Linked DNA regions of Homo sapiens: region 1 is linked to region 2. The links are chromatin loops, found by intact Hi-C in ENCODE. Cell type or tissue: endothelial cell of umbilical vein. All regions are shown on one strand.

The links. Peaks named below come from ENCODE experiments on the same cell type or tissue, not always from the same donor. Only the 100,000 strongest peaks of a DNase experiment are listed, where the experiment ranks them.
Region 1: a loop joins it to region 2, with 3 times the contacts of the local background. A loop is called at or near these places in 7 of 110 quality-filtered maps.

Annotation. Positions count from the first base shown.
Region 1 is chr7:134,609,494-134,617,493 of GRCh38, reverse strand. No RefSeq gene overlaps it. Among named protein-coding and RNA genes, the nearest start is that of BPGM, 33 kb to the left of the region's middle. In endothelial cell of umbilical vein, no CTCF peak of the experiment used is centred here; a DNase peak (open chromatin) is centred at 3,413; H3K27ac peaks cover 2,451 bases.
Region 2 is chr7:134,950,389-134,958,388 of GRCh38, reverse strand. It overlaps CALD1 (caldesmon 1), which reads right to left. Exons shown (of 15, transcript NM_033138.4): 9 at 7,875-8,000; 10 at 277-320; 11 at 99-180. Among named protein-coding and RNA genes, the nearest start is that of AGBL3, 32 kb to the left of the region's middle. In endothelial cell of umbilical vein, CTCF peaks have their summits at 3,772 and 3,987 (motif pointing right); no DNase peak of the experiment used is centred here.

The sequences.
Region 1 (8,000 bases), 340 kb after region 2:
TCTATTCAGTTTTGGCAAAGAAACACCTTCAAAATGGATTGAGTAAAGCAACTTCTGCTTTGCTTTCCCATAAATCTCTTTTATCTCACTTTGCTTTTAACATATTCTCAAAACTCTTGGAATTCAGGATTATTGTCTCAATAAAATTTAATTTCTTAGCCAATAACTACATAATGTCTTCCTGGAGCAAGGTTACATGTTGGAAGTTGGACATAAAGCATACCCAACCTTGGTTAAATCTATTTCTCCTCCACTCTGTCTGCACCCAAGCAGTTGAACATGGCTGGAGAAAGACAAAACTCTGCCGACTGCCCTTAGGCCACTCATCTCCCATGACCCTTTGGTGCTGCTTGGCGATCCTTCTCCCTGTTCCTCATCTATTCTCAATCCTGGATGATTACTTCCCACCTTCTCCATTCTCCTCAATACTCCAACATCCCCTCTGCCCCAATCATCAGATATCAGCTGACTTGCTTGTTTCTGTCAAATTTATCAGAGCTCAGAAGCGAATTTCTACACACTTCACCACCTGTCTGCATCTGTGGTGGAGTGTGTAGACCCTTCTGCCTTCTCTCTGTTGCTATTGACAAGTGGTCTCTGCTTCTAAGGAAACTTCCTCTGCTTGTGCACAAGATCCCATTCCCTCTCACTTATGAAGGATAACACTTTCATAACTATCCTTCTTTTCCCTGCATCATCAGTTTTTCCCTCTTGACTGAATTAATCCCATCCACATACAACCATGCTACAACACTTCCCTTCTCAAACTCTCTCTCTCTCGACATGCACACCCCCTTCAGCCACTGTTTTATTTCTCTACAACCAACTATTTGAAAGAGTTGTCTATACAGGCTGCCTCCAATTTTACTTCTTTGGAACTCACGCCCTATCCTGAACCACCTCTGTAAAACTGCTCCTGTCAAGGTCAACAGTGGCCTCCAAGTATCTAAATCCAATGGTCAATCTTCAATCCTCACCTTATTTGACCTTTCTGCAGCATTTGACATGGTTGATTCTTCCTCCTGCTTGGATTCTTCCTCTCAACTTGGAGTCCAGAACTCTACTCTCTTTTTTTTCACTGGCCTCTCCTCAGTTTCTTTTCCTGGTTCCATCTTATCTTCTTGACCTCCAAATGTTGGAGTGCTACAGCACTTTGGTGGCCAGACCCCACCTTCTCTCTAACTTCACTCACTCCTAGGATGACATCAGATACTCTCATGCTTGGGTGCCCCACTCATAGTCCCTCAAGACTCACCTCTGCACACAGAAGGCTGATTACTGGGGGCACTTCAGATTCTCTGCCTTGGGGCCTTTTCTTGACCCAGGGAGCTCTGGACTCTCTTGCAGAGAAGCTGGAACTGCTGAAGAGTTAAGCCCCCAAAGCAGGCCTTGGCCAAAGACGGTTGAGGTTTGATGGATAATTATTTAGCTTTCTGGTCCCTCAGTTAGGATAACTTTAAGGCCTCTTCTACACTGTCTCCCAGAGTCCCACAATGGAACTAAACATCTGTTATCTGCAAGAGTAACTTACTTCATAATGCACCGTTTATTGACGTCCTTCCTTTTCCTGTCTCAATTCCCCATTTCTCCACCAGTATTTCTTGGACTCTCCTCCCAAATAAAGTATTTACACTAACATCCTTGTCAGGATCTGCTTCTAGGGGAACCCAAGGTAAAACAAATACTATTGATATGCCAAAGACTCCCATGTTTATATCTCTAGCTCAAATATCTTCCAAATTCCAGAATCATATTTTGCTTACTAAAGTGCCAGAAATGCTTCTAAATGCTTTATCAATGTGAAGTGATTCAATCCTTATACTAATCCTATGATGTGGGTTCTATCATTGTTCTCATTTTACTGATTAAGAACCTGAGGGACAGATAGCCAAGGCGACGTGCCCATGTCAGCACAGCCAGAAGGTAGAGGAGCCAGGATTCAAGCCACACTTTGGATCACAGTGCTGTACTGTCTCTATGAAAAAAGGGGTACATTTGAGGCCAGGTGTGGTGGCTCATGCCAGTAATCACAGCACTTTGGGTGGCCAAGGCAGGCAGATCACTTGAGGTCAGGAGTTTGAGACCAGCCCGGTCAACATGGCGAAACCCCATCTCTACTAAAAATACAAAACTTAGCCGGGTGTGGTGGCACACACCTATAGTCCCAGCTACTCGGGAGGCTGAGGCAAGAGAATTGCTTGAACCTGGGAGGCGGAGGTTGCAGTGGGCTGAGATCACACCATTGCACTCCAGTCTGGGTGACAGAGCGAGACTCTGCCTCAAAAAAAAAAAAGTGGGGCGGCGGGAGGCACATTTTAGAAAATGAGTTTTTTAATGGGTGAGGGCAATGGAGAGGGGTGGTACATTTCAAACATTAATAAACAGTATTCACAAAGAGTAAACCATTCTACAGTAGAATTATTTTCATTTTTGATAGACTTTCTAGACTGGAAGATGAAGTGAGTGCCGCAAAAATTGTAGATGTGACTTGAACAAAGCATTTGGCAAGATATCTCATGATTTGTTTTAGAAAATATGTAATAGGCCGGGCGCTGTGGCTCATGGCTGTAATCCCAGCACTTTGGGAGGCCGAGACGGGTGGATCACAAGGTCAGGAGATCGAGACCATCCTGGCTAACACAGTGAAACCTCATCTCTACTAAAAATACAAAAAATTAGCTAGGCGTGGTGGCAGGCATCTGTAATCCCAGCTACTTGGGAGGCTGAGGCAGGAGAATCGCTTGAACCCGGGAGGCAGAGGTTGCAGTGAGCCAAGATCAGGCCACTGCACTACAGCCTGGGTGACAGCGAGATTCCATCTAAATATAAAAGAAAAAAAAAAAAGAAAATGTGTAATAATATGAACTGGATTCTAGATCAATTAGGTGAATTCACATCCAGTTGAATGACCATACCAAAAGAGTTCTGTTTAATGAATTCTCTTTCAACCTGTTAAGAGGCTTCTTGTGGCAGGTCACAGGGCTCAGTGTTGTCTCCTGTCCTACTTAGGCTTTTTAGCAATGTCTTCAATAAAGAACATCACTGGAAAATCAATCTAATTTGAAGAAGATATGTGGAGTGGTGATGGAACAGGATAGTTAATGTGCTTAAAGGCTACAATGAAGAAAATGAATCTAACAAGATGGAATTTACTGGGTATGAGAGGTCCTTTACTCAGATCTAGAAAAGCAAACAGCTCTCCAAGATCTGGGTGGGGAAGAGATGGCTCAGCAGCATCACATGGAGGAAAAAGAGGCTCAGGGGTTTCCTTTGGCTAGAAGCTAAATGAGTCAACAGCAACTTGTGGCGCTATACCAAACCAAACCAAAGAAAAACAAAACCCCGAAGAAATCCTTAGCCTGGAAAAACAGAATTGTTGCATCTAAGCCAAGAGGAAGAAGCCCTTTTGTTTCTCCTTCATTAGTCAGCTCATATCTGAGGAACTGAATGTTGTTTGAGGTATTGCATCATAAACGGACAGAAACAAACCATAGGTGTCCAGAAGAAGAAAACAGGAATGGATAAGGATGACACCATCTCATAGGAAGAATATCTGTAGGAATGGGGAAAGAAATTAATGGGAGGATATACTATGTCTTCTTTTAGCAGGGCAGGGAGGGATAGCCATGGTGAGTGTTTATAGGACAGATATTACTTACTCTGTGCCACTCTCTTGTGTAGGAAAACAACAGAGAGGAAACTTGATATTGAATATCTACTCTGTGCCAGGAAGTGGTAGTCATTTTAAATGTGTTGTTCTACTGCATCCTTCCACTAACTTTCTCAGACAACTGATGGATTTCTAACACCTTAGCAACTTTCTAATAACTCTATTCCTTCTGATGATTAAGGAATGGGGAAGCATATGCTTGTTAATGTAAATGCGGTGTTTTGATACTGGACTCCAGTATTCAACTTGAAGGTTAAGTGATCAGCTCCAGAGGTAAAGAACCCTTGGCACACAGGGTCTGACACAGAGGTATACCATTCACTTCCTATACTCAGACCAAGATCAGACTGGGATGGGGTAGTGGGTGGACTTCAGCGAAAGAAAGACTTATTGGAGGATGCCAAATTCAGAAGTGGTGCCTGAGTAACAGGGCCCTGTCTGTTCCCACCTCAACTATGCTGACTGGCAGATGCAGCAAGAATTTTGGGCTGTCTCTTTCCACTAAGTCCCTCCCATCAGAATGTACTGATAGTTACCCCAGTCACTGCTGTGCTTCCCAGCTCCCTTCCCACTGTCCCTTAGTGGAGTCTTACTCCCAATTCCTCTATCTTGAGGTTCAGTTTATAAATAAGAATTTAAATAAATTATTTTTAAAACACCAAGGGAAATATTAGAATTTCAATCAATCTTTCTTATGCTGCCTGATATGGTTTGGCTGTGTCCCCACCCAAATCTCATCTTGAATTGTAGCTCCCATAATTCCCACATGTTGTGGAAGGGGCCCAGTGGGAGATAATTGAATCATGGGGACAGTTTCCCCCATACTGTTCTCATGGTAGTGAATAAGTCTAATGAGATCTGATGGTTTTATAAGAGGAAACCCTTTTCGCATGGTTCTCATTTTTCTCTTGTCTGCCACCTTGTAAAATGTGCTTCTCGCCTTCTGCCATGATTGTGAGGCCTCTCTCAGCCACGCGGAACTGTAAGTCTATTAAACCTCTTTTTCTTTATAAACTACCCAGCCTTGGGTATGTCTTTATCAGCAGCTTGAAAATGGACTAATATACTGCCTTAGTCTGTTCCTGCTGCTATAACAAAATGTCTTAGATGGGGGAATTTATAAGCAATAGAAATGTATTTCTTACAGTGCTAGAGGCTGAGAAGTCTGAGATCATGGTGCTGGCAGCTTCAGTAATTGGTGAGGGTGCCTTCTTGCAGCATCCTCACATGGCAGAAAAGACAGAAGAAGCTAACAGGTGCCTTCAAGTCCTTTAATAAGGGCACTAATTTCATTGATGAGGATGGAGCCCTCGCTACCTCCCAAAGACCCCACCTCTTAATACCATCACCTTGGGTGTTAAGGTGATCACATCCAACATGTGAACTATGTATGCAAACCATAGCATACGCCTACCTATAATGTATAAATCCTGCCACCTTGTGTCCAAGACTTCAGATATTGGCCAAGTATGTTTTTCAGGCTTTGTTTTCCATTATATCTCTTCATAGATTCTTTGTTTCATCTAAATTGGATTACTCATTTTTAGTATACTGCCATACCTTTTCCTATTGTTCTCTATACTCAGAAATCATTTTTTCTGTATATCTTTCAAAACCACACTCAGCATGTCAACTTCTGTTTAAGTATAACCTGTTTCATTAAGCTCTCTTTGAACAGCCGCCCCCCATGGCCATGGATGAGACATTTATTTCCTTCCTTGAGCGCCATAGTGAATGGCTAAAGCTCCTGTATGGCATTTATGTTACTACTCTCCAGTCTCCAAAACCGGTTCACATATTACGGTATGCAGAATTAATGTATTTGTGTTTATAAAGGACAGAATGTCTAGTAATTTCATATTGCACAATAGCTTATTTTAACCCATTTCCTAAATGGAAAAAAAAAATCAAAGAACGAAGAGGCAGTAACTCCATTTTGCACTGCAATACTTGTACAGCTTGTTATTTGAACTGTCTGTAATTGGTAGTGAACAATGAGGAAACAGCTATTTTTCTTGCACCACTGCCTTCAAAAATACCACTGGGGCCAGGCATGGTGGCTCATGCTTGTAATTCCAGCACTATGGAAGGCCAAGATGGGAGGATCACTTGAGCCCAGAAACACAAGACCGGCCTGGGCAACATAGTGAGACATTGTGTCTACAAAAATGAAAAAATTAGCCAGGCATGGTAGTGTGCCCCTGTAGTCCCAGCTACTCAGGAGGCTGCGATGGGAAGATTGGCTGAGCCAGGGAGGTTGAGGCTGTAGTGAGTTGAGATCACACCACTTCACTGCAGAGCAACATCTTGTCCCCCAACCCCAGAATACCATTGGTTCTCCTCTCTTCCCTGTTCCTTGGAGATATCATAGGCAATCACTTTCCAGCCACTATTGTGTGTTAAAACAATCTGACTTTTCAGGTACTAAAATGTACTATCTGGCTAAAAACTTCAAACTGTAATGCATTTCAACATGTTTCCCCTCCCACAGTTCAGAACTGATTTTTGGTTGATGGATTTAACAGAGGGAAGAAGGCGTGTGGTCTGTTCTTTCATTCTCCTTGCTCTTTGCTTTCTCCTCCCCGAGCTTGTCCTGGTATGGATAGCTGGAGCCACTGCTAATAAACTGCTAAAATAGCTCCTTGCAGCTTGTAAACAATTATGTCTGCAGTAAATGAGGTAGAGATGCTGGAAATTCCTTGGCAGAGGAAGGGATCTAAAAGTTCAGAAAGGTAGGCATGTTAGAACTGATGTATTGTGAGACACCAAAGAACCACTAGATGATTATGTTTCCCATGAGGACCCAGAGGATGCTCTCTTTACTAAAGCAATAAGGAATAAAGCATTCATAAAGGAGGCACTAGCACCTTGAGAAACTCAATGTTGTGTGTCCTCTGTAGGTCAAGATTGATAGTAGGAGACACTCTCAGAAACTGGGCTCCCTGGTGTCAATAAGAATGATAGGATCTAGAATAGCCAGATGACAGCATAAAACTGTCGAAAGGTAGGATTGTTGAAATTAGCTGCTGCGTTAATTTCCACAACAACCTTGCAGGAAGACAGGTATACTCAATTACCCTAATGGGTAACAAGGCCAGAGTAACAACTAGGGAGCCTAAGACTAATAAACTATGGTATCCTAGCAGCTACATACATTAAGATATTGTTTGATTAATAATCTGAAAAACACCTTGGGTTGGTCAGCACATGATAGGGAATCATGATCTCTTGTCCCGTTTTAAGAACTAAGGCCATTTTAAGACTTAGAATACACTGATTAAAGGGCCATGTCCCCTTGAGGAAGTGCCAGCAATGCCATAGCAAGTAGTTAAAGTAGCTATTCACAATCTTTCCTCAAGTAGCTACTTGCTGCATCCTGAAGTGATTTGTGTCTTCCTCAAACACTTAAAGGATGCAGGAGTGATTCTCCCCATGAAAACCCATTCAATTTACCAGTTTGGTCCTTGTTTGAACTAGACAGATGATGGACCTTGATCACCTGGACATTCTGGTCATTGTTCCACTATTTTGATGAGATCATGCCAAGCAGACCTGGTAGCAAAAAGTGACTAGAGTTCTCAATGCCTAAGTAAGGCATCTGCACCTCAGGTGATAGAAGATAAGCCCTACAAATATTCAAGGGCATGACACATCTGTGAAATTTTTAGAGGTGCCTTGATCTAGACCAGGGATTGCCAAACTATGGCCCATGTATCACATCCAGCCTTTGGTATGGTTTTTACTTTTTTTTTTTTGGAAAAGGAGTCTCACTCTGTCACCCAAGCTGGAGTGCAGTGGTGCCATCCTAGTTCACTGCAACCTCTGCCTCCTGAGTTCAAGCGATTCTCCTGCCTCAGCAGTGGAATCCTGAGTAGGTGGGATTACAGGTATGCACCACCATGCCCAGCTAATTTTTTTTTTTTTTTTGAGACTGAGTCTCGCTCTACCGCCCAGGCTGGGGTGCAGTGGTGTGATCTCGGCTCACTGCAACCTCCGCCTCCTGGGTTCAAGCGATTCTCCTGCCTCAGCCTCCTGAGTAGCTGGGACTACAGGTGCAATGTCACCACGCCTGGCTAGTAGTAGAGACGTGGTTTCACCGTGTTAGCCAGGATGGTCTTGATCTCCTGACCTCGTGATCAGCCCACCTCCGCCTCCCAAAGTGCTGGGATTACAGGCGTGAGCCACTGTTCCTGGCCTAATTTTTGTATTTTTAGTAGAGATAGAATTTCACTATGTTGGCCAGGCTTGTCTCGAACTCCTGACCCCAAGTGATCCGCCCACCTTGACCTCACAAAGTTCTGGGATTATAGGCGTTAGCCACCGCGCCCGG
Region 2 (8,000 bases):
ATTGGACTTGATTATTGTCCTAAGTGTTTTTATGCTCTTCTATGTAGTCAGAATCTATTTCTGTTCAGCAGGACCATAACGCTGAGGACAATTCTCACCTCAATTGCACTGGTATACTGCTCCAGTCTGCTGTCAATCTTGGAGACTATTGCTGCTTGATGGGTCGATTTGACACCACTGCTAAAAAAGTAAACACATACATATAAAAATATGAGAGAGAATCTTCTCATACATATGCTAGCTGATTAGCTCAATTGAACCATCAAGCATATTTACCTTTTCTGCACAGACTTATTCAAAAATTCTGCTCGCTCTTCTATCTAGGAATTACAAAAGAAAATAAACCCAATTAATATTTCAAGCTTATAAACAGTGTTTCTCAGCCCAGGCCAATATCATCCCTGAACCTGTTAAACACACCGAAGAGCATATAAGGGTATTTGAGTTACTGTGCGTAGCTCTGCTAGAAAGCAAAACTACATATAAGGTATTTGATAGTGAGATTTGGGGGAATGAAGGTAGGATTGATACAGGATAGAGAAAACGTGTAAAAAAAAAAAAATCAAGTTTTCAAGGCAAAATAAAGACCAGACAGAAATGGAATAAAAATGCCTCTAAAACAATATAAATCAGTGGCAAAATAATTAAAGTTTAAGACTAACATAATTGGCTGAGCGCTGAGGCTCACACCTATAATCCTAGCACTTTGAGAGGCCGAGGCAGGCAAATCACTTGAGGTCAGGAGTTCAAGACCAGCCTGGCCAACATGGTGAAACCCTATCTCTACTAAAAAATACAAAAAGTAGCTGGGTGTGGTGACACGCGCCTGTAGCCCCAGCTACTTGGAAGGCTGAGGTGGGAGAATTGCTTGAACCTGGGAGGGAGAGATTGCAGTGAGCCAAGATTGTGCCACTGCACTCCAGCCTGGGTGACAGAGTGAGCATCTGTCTCAAAACAAACAAACAAAATGCAACAACAACAAACAAATAATTTTTTCAAAAACACACACTGTTACCCTTTAGGATGTATTTACTAGAGACATACCATGCTATTCGAGTAACAAAATTTTCCCATAATGTTTTAACTATGTATTTGGTATGTAACAGGATTGAATAACTAGGAAATGTGAACTAGTCCCTTATTGCTTAACCTGATTTCCTAACTTGACAAGGGTCAATGATCAAGCCTATTGCTGAACTTAATTAGCCTTGGAACGTAAAAGGCGGGATACAGGTAGAATGAGGATGGGGCACAGCTCATCTGTAATGGCTGAGGCTTCCCATGAAGCCCCTCTTAGCCCAAGTGTGAAATGAGGAAATGAGCCCAGAGAAACAGGGTTGGACATAGAAAAAATCAGCAGTTAGTAGTCTTTGATGAGTTCTTTTTTTTTTAAAGCTAGGAACTTTTTTGCTACAACTGAAGCTGCTAAATCAAACATTATATTTTACTGAAACTGTAACACTTAAATTTAGATGTTAGCAATAAGCAAATATTTGTTGAATCCATGCCACACCCAACTCCAGGCTAGAAATATCCTCTACCACCCATCACCTATCAATACCATGAGCAAATACCTTCTTTGCTTATGACTGCATGTGCCAAAGCACATGCACGCTGAAAAGTTCCATTTTCTTCCCTGTTCAGGACAGTCAAGAAATCTACTGGATTTTAGTTGCCCTAGGCTAGTATGTTTGAGTGGCCCCTTGTCTCAGTGAGTCTTGGTTAATGTGAGAAATTACCATAGACTGGGTGCCTTAAAACAACAAACATTTCTCACAGTTCCGGAGACTGGGAAGTCTAAGATTAGGTTGCCAGCATGGTTGGGGTCTGGTGAGACCTCTCTTCATGGTTTGCAGATGGCCACCTTCCTGCTGTGTCCTCATATAGTGCAGAATAGAGAGGGAGCAAATAAGGTTCTGTGTCTCTTCTTACAAGGGCACTAATCCCATTAAGGGGGCCTCCACCCTCATGACCTAATTGTCTTCCAAAGATCCCACCTCCTAATACCATCATATTGCAGATTAGGATTTCAACATATGAATTTTGAGGGGATACACACAATTCTCCAAGATGTGAGGGGTTCTTTCTGACCCAGACTGGTCTGGGATTCATGAGCAATTAATAAATACCACAGAGTTTTTTTTTTTTGAAAACATGCTTCCTCTCTAATATCAGTTGAATAACAGTTTTATAGATACTAGTAAGAGCATTTCATTCTTTCTGATGATTTCCTACAAAGACAAAAGCAAACTCTTACTTAAAAAACTATGCAAAAAAGTACTATAAGTAGTGCTGACTTTATGGGATATATAAAACATCTGTAAAGTAACTCTTATTTTTCTGATTTTAATTATAAACTTAGAAGTATATTTCTGTAGAAAAAATTCCCAGGTGAGTAAGGTGAAACAGTTTAGAACTATGCAATGCACTGGCACTTTTAATAAATATTACCCATCCGTCCGTCCGTCCATCCATCCATCCATCTATCCATCCATCTATCCTATTTTTATCCCTGCCAGCCTGTCAGCCAAACAATTAGCCAATAAATAATATACTCAGTACCTTCTATATAAAATTGAATACTAATAAATAAAATAGTGCTATTGATCGAACTGTGTCCCCCTAAAATGCATGTGTTGAGGCCCTAACCCCCAATGTGATTGTACTTGGAAATGGGGCCTCTAAGGAAGTAATTAAGGTTAAATGAGATCAGAGCGGTGGAACCCTGATCCTACAGGATTGTTATCCCTACAGGAAGACACACTAGAGAGCTCACTTGCTCTCTTTCCTCCATGTGAAGACACAGTAAGAAGGCAGCCATCTGCAAGCCATGAAGAGGGCTCTCACCAGAAACTGAATCTGCTTGCACCTTGATTTTGGACTTCCAGCCTCCAGGACTGTGAGAAATACATTTCTATTGTTTAATCCATCCAGTCTATGGTATTTTGTTATGGCAACCTAAGCAAGCTAAGATAGACAAGGTCTTTTTCTTTTTCTTTTTTGAGACAGAGTCTCACTCTGTTGCCAGGATGGAGTGCAGTGGTGGAATCTCGGCTCACTGCAATCTCCACCTCCCGGGTTCAAGTGATTCTTCTGCCTCAGCGTCGAGTAGCTGGGACTACAGATGCGCGCCACCATGCCCAGCTAATTTTTGTATTTTCAGTAGAGATGGGATTTCACCATGTTGGCCAGGATGGCCTCGATCTCTTGACCTCATGATTCGCCCACCTTGGACTCCCAAAGTGCTGGGATTACAGGTGTGAACCACTGTGCCTGACTGACAAGGTCTTATTCTTTAAGGAACACAGAATTTAGTAGGGAAGACTAGTAAAGTATATAAAATAAAATATTTAAAAATTAACAGTAGGTACAATATTAAAGAAAAAAATGCTGTGTGTATAAGAAGTAACTATCTGGGGGAGGTGGAGAAGGCTTTTCAGTAGTGTTGATATTTGAGCTGAGATTAGTAGTTTCTGGTTTACATGGTTTCAGAAATGAGTTTATGAAAGTGAGGAAGGAAGTGCATGGCTTAGCCAGGAAAGGGCATTTCTGGCAAAGCAAGCACATGTACAAAGATTTGGAGAGCCACAAGGCACGCAGCGTGGTGAGACTGGGGATAAAGAAAAATTCAGTGTGGTGGGAGGATAGAGGCACTGCAGAAGGGGATAGCGGAGGTGAGAACTGTTCTTTGTCCCACCTGCAGCATCTTTATGACTCAGGGATCATCTTTCTAACCTTGGCCATGGCATTTATTCAAATCACCGAGATTCTCAGATTCCTACTCCTCCTTTTGCTTCTATCATAGCTAACATAGCCTGACTTCATCATTGCATTTCGCACATTTTGTCAGGATGCACTGTCCGTTTACTGATGCACTCCTGCTAGAAAATATCCTAACTTAGTGGCTCTAAACAATTTGTACTGAATTTGTATATTAAATGTTCTGTTTAAGGAATTTAACAAGGGAAATTGGTTCTTCTGAAGACCAAGAGGTGGCAGTATTGTCTCGATAAAACTTGGAATAAAAGCACACCATTCGTTTTAGAAAATTGGTGCTCTCGTTACTCCACACCCTGCCCCAACCAATAAAGGCAATAGAAATTAAAAAATCTTTGAATTTAATTTACTTAAAATCTATTCTTTATTGCATATGAAAATCAGTCACTGCTAACATAATTTAATGATGAAAAACTAGGTACAGACTTTCCCAAACAAGGAATAGAAATCATGAGATATTTTTTAAAAATACAGTAGTTGGTAGTATTTTGATGTCAAATAGCAAATATTTTTCCTCCCATTGGTATTCTACAATGCTAACTTGTGACCACTTATAAAAGTTGCAGGGCCAAGGGTATCAATAGCTATCCCAATTACATTGTAGAATATGAAATTGAGCTTGAAAATCAGAGTCACAGCAAGTTCTTCAAGGCACATACATGGAGGGAAGCATAGACTGTCTGCCCCTGAATATGTGTCTCTCTTACATAGAAATTTAAAATAACCTAGACCTTTTTTATACATCTACTTTAATCAATTGCAGACAAATGCCTCTCCATCAGAGGGAGTAGATAAATGGCTTCCTGGGGGTACTAGATGAAATGGGAAGCCAGCATCTGGCTGAGGGAAAGACCAGAGAAATAGGTACGTTGAGAAATTTGGTAGAGAAGAAATAATTAGAGGAGGGTAGGGTAGGTTGTAGTTTCTCCTGAAAAAAAAAAACAAAAAAAAAAAACCACAGTAGAATTTGGAAGTCTAGATGACTACTATTTTCTTCATGTTACCAAGACTGTTCAAGGAAGGCTTGGGTGGGATTTTAAAGAAGGTAGAAAGAGAGAACATGGTTTTCTTTTTCTTTTCTTTTTTTTTTTTTGAGACGGAGTTTTGCTTTTGTTGCTGCCTCCCAGGTTCAAGCAGTTCTTCTGCCTCAGCCTCTCAAGTAGCTGGGATTACAGGCATGCGCCACTGCGCCCAGCTAACCTCTGCCTCCCAGGTTCAAGTGATTCTCCTGTCTCAGGCTCCTGAGTAGGGATTACAGGCACCTGCCACTTTGCCTGGCTAATTTTTGTATTTTTAGTAGAGACGAGGTTTCACCATGTTGGCCAGGTTGGTTTCAAACTCCTGACCTCAGGTGATACACCTGCCTCAGCCTCCCAACGTGCTGGCATTACAGGTGTGAGCCACCGCACCTGGCCTTGAGAATGGTTTTCACACTGTTAAACGGTTAAAAAAAAATCAAAAGAAGAATAATATTTCATGACATTAGAAAAGCACAATAAAATTACATAAAATTCAAATTTCAGAGTTTATAAATAAAGCTTGCCTACTCCACAAGGCCTTTCTCTACTCATTTTGCTCTGCTCACTTTTGTAATTCTTGAATTGTTTCTTTGAGGCAGTCATTAGAGCCATCAGGGCAGCCACCTTGCTTTGTTCTTTCCCTCATAGGACATAGCATGCATTAAGTATTTCATAAATAATCAGATATTAAATGTATAATCCCTCTGTGGCTTAGTTTAAATTTTCCCTGAAGCAGACCTTGAGACAAGGGTTCAAGTACAAATAATTTATTTGGGAGGTATCAGAAATATGACTGGGACCTAGACCATCATAAAGACTAAGTGAGCCGGGCATGGTGGCTCATGCGTGTAATCCCAGCACTTTGGGAGACCAAGGTGGGCGGATCATGAGGTGAGGAGTTCGAGACCAGCCTGGCCAATATGGTGAAACCCTGTCTCTACTAAAAATACAAAAATTAGCTGGGCATGGTGGCGTGCACCTGTAGTCCCAGCTACTCGAGAGGCTGAGGCAGAAGAATCGCTTGAACCTGGGAGGCGGAAGTTGCAGTGAGCCAAGATGGTGCCACTGCACTCCAGCCTGGGCAACACAGCGAGACTCTATCTCAAAAAAAAAAAAAAAGACTAAGGGAAGTTATTTGGGGATTAAAAAATTCTGATTTTCATGTGGAACAAGTAATAACTGTAAAATGTAAGCAGTTTTTGGTCATTTTGGTGTGCCACTTGATATAACCGTACACATATGTACATAATTAACCATCCAGACCTCGCTATGATTCTTTTTTTCTTTTTTTTGGGATAGGGTCTCATTCTGTCACACAGGCTGGAGTGCAGTGGCACGATCTCGGCTCACTGTAACCTCTGCCTCCCAAGTTCAAGTGGTTCTCCTGCCTCAGCCTCCCAAATACCTGGGATTACAGGTGTGCGCCATCACACCTGGCTAATTTTTGTATTTTTAGTAGGGATGGGGTTTCACCAGATTGGCCAGGAAGGTCTAGAACTCCTGACCTCAGGTGATCCATCCACCTCGGCCTCCCAAAATGCTGGGATCACAGGTGTGAGCCACTGTGCCCGGCCAGACCTGGGTATAATTCTCTCATGGCTTTGTCCATTGTTGATGCTTTATAACCTAGCTAGGTTGATGGAAAATGAAATGTTAAAAGTCCCAATCTCTGAAGATTCATTCCTTTATTCATCATTTAACAAATTTTTATTAAGTATCTTCAATATGATGTAAGGCACTGTGCTAGATGCTCAATGATGTTAATTCTCAAAGAAACTGCCACTGGCAATAATGGTGGACTGATTATAAATCAAGGATGCTACTTTCTTGAGTCCACTGTGTTTTCCCTACATCTCAACTATTCTATCATCTCCCTGACTCAGCTGATTCCTGCTCCTTTTCTGTTCTCTTGGCAGCACTCTGTTTTACATCAAATAGGAGCTGTGCTCCATGAAGGCTGTCATAGGACCAAAGCCATCCTGGAAAAGGACCCTTTCCAAGTCACATTTCACCTCCTCCCATAATAATTGCTTTAAAATTTGCACCTGTACCATTTCCAGCTGGCTTTTAATCATGACAAAGAAAAAATGAACAGCTAGCATGAAAAGCAGCTTAAACTTTTAAAATATACTTTCCTATTTTATAAATTTTAGATGTCTCTATTCTCAGTTGCTCAAAGGAATGAGGCACATGGAGAATGTGGATCAGTAAAATTGAGAGATAATCACCGAATGTCATTTTAATGTATGCCAAAGCATCTAATAAACAACAGATAAAAATTTCACTACTGTCCCTCCTTTCCATATGTTGTAAACAAAGAGAAGCTGTGAAACAGCTGAAAGGAGGTGCTATGGTCCAACATTTATATGTTGAAACTGAGTCCTTGATGTGTTGGTATTAAGAGGTGAGACCTTTGGGTGGTAACTAGGTGATGAGGGTGAGGCCCTTGTGAATGGGACTAGTGCCCTTATAAAAGAGGCCTAAGGAAGCCTGTTTTCTCCCTTTCTCCTTCCACCATGTAAGGACACAGGGAGAAGGTGCCACCTATGAGGAATAGGCCCTCACTAGACACCACATCTGCTGGCACCTTGATCTTTGACTTTCCAGCCTCCAAAACTGTGAGTGATAAATTTTGAGATGGAATCTTGCTCTGTTGCCCAGGCTAGAGTGCAGTGGCATTATCTTAGCTCACTGCAACCTCTGCCTCCTGGGTTCAAGTGATTCTCCTGCCTAAGCCTCCCAAGTAGCTGAGATTATTACAGGTGTGTGCCACCACGTCCGGCTAGTTTTTGAATTTTTGGTAGAGATGGGGTTTCACCACGGTGGCCAGGCTGGTCTCGAACTCCTGACCTCAGGTGATCTGCCCACATCTGCCTCCCAAAGTGCTGGGATTACAGGCATGAGCCACCGTGCCTGGCCCCAGTCTAAAGTATTTTGTTATAGCAGCCTGAACAGATTAACTTGGAAGGATAGCAAAAAGATAAATGAACAAAGGCCCTGTATAATCAATAACTAAACAAGGGGCTAAAATCCAGTCTCTATCATATTCTAATAGAAGTTTTCTGGGGAAAAAAATACCTTGAGAGATGAACCTTTAGGAGTGAAACACTTGAATGGTTTCTTGTCATCTGACAAGCCATCTTCTGGCATCTTCTGGCGTTTCTCAGCAGCTTCTGCTCTTCGCCTTTCAATCTCTTCCTTTAG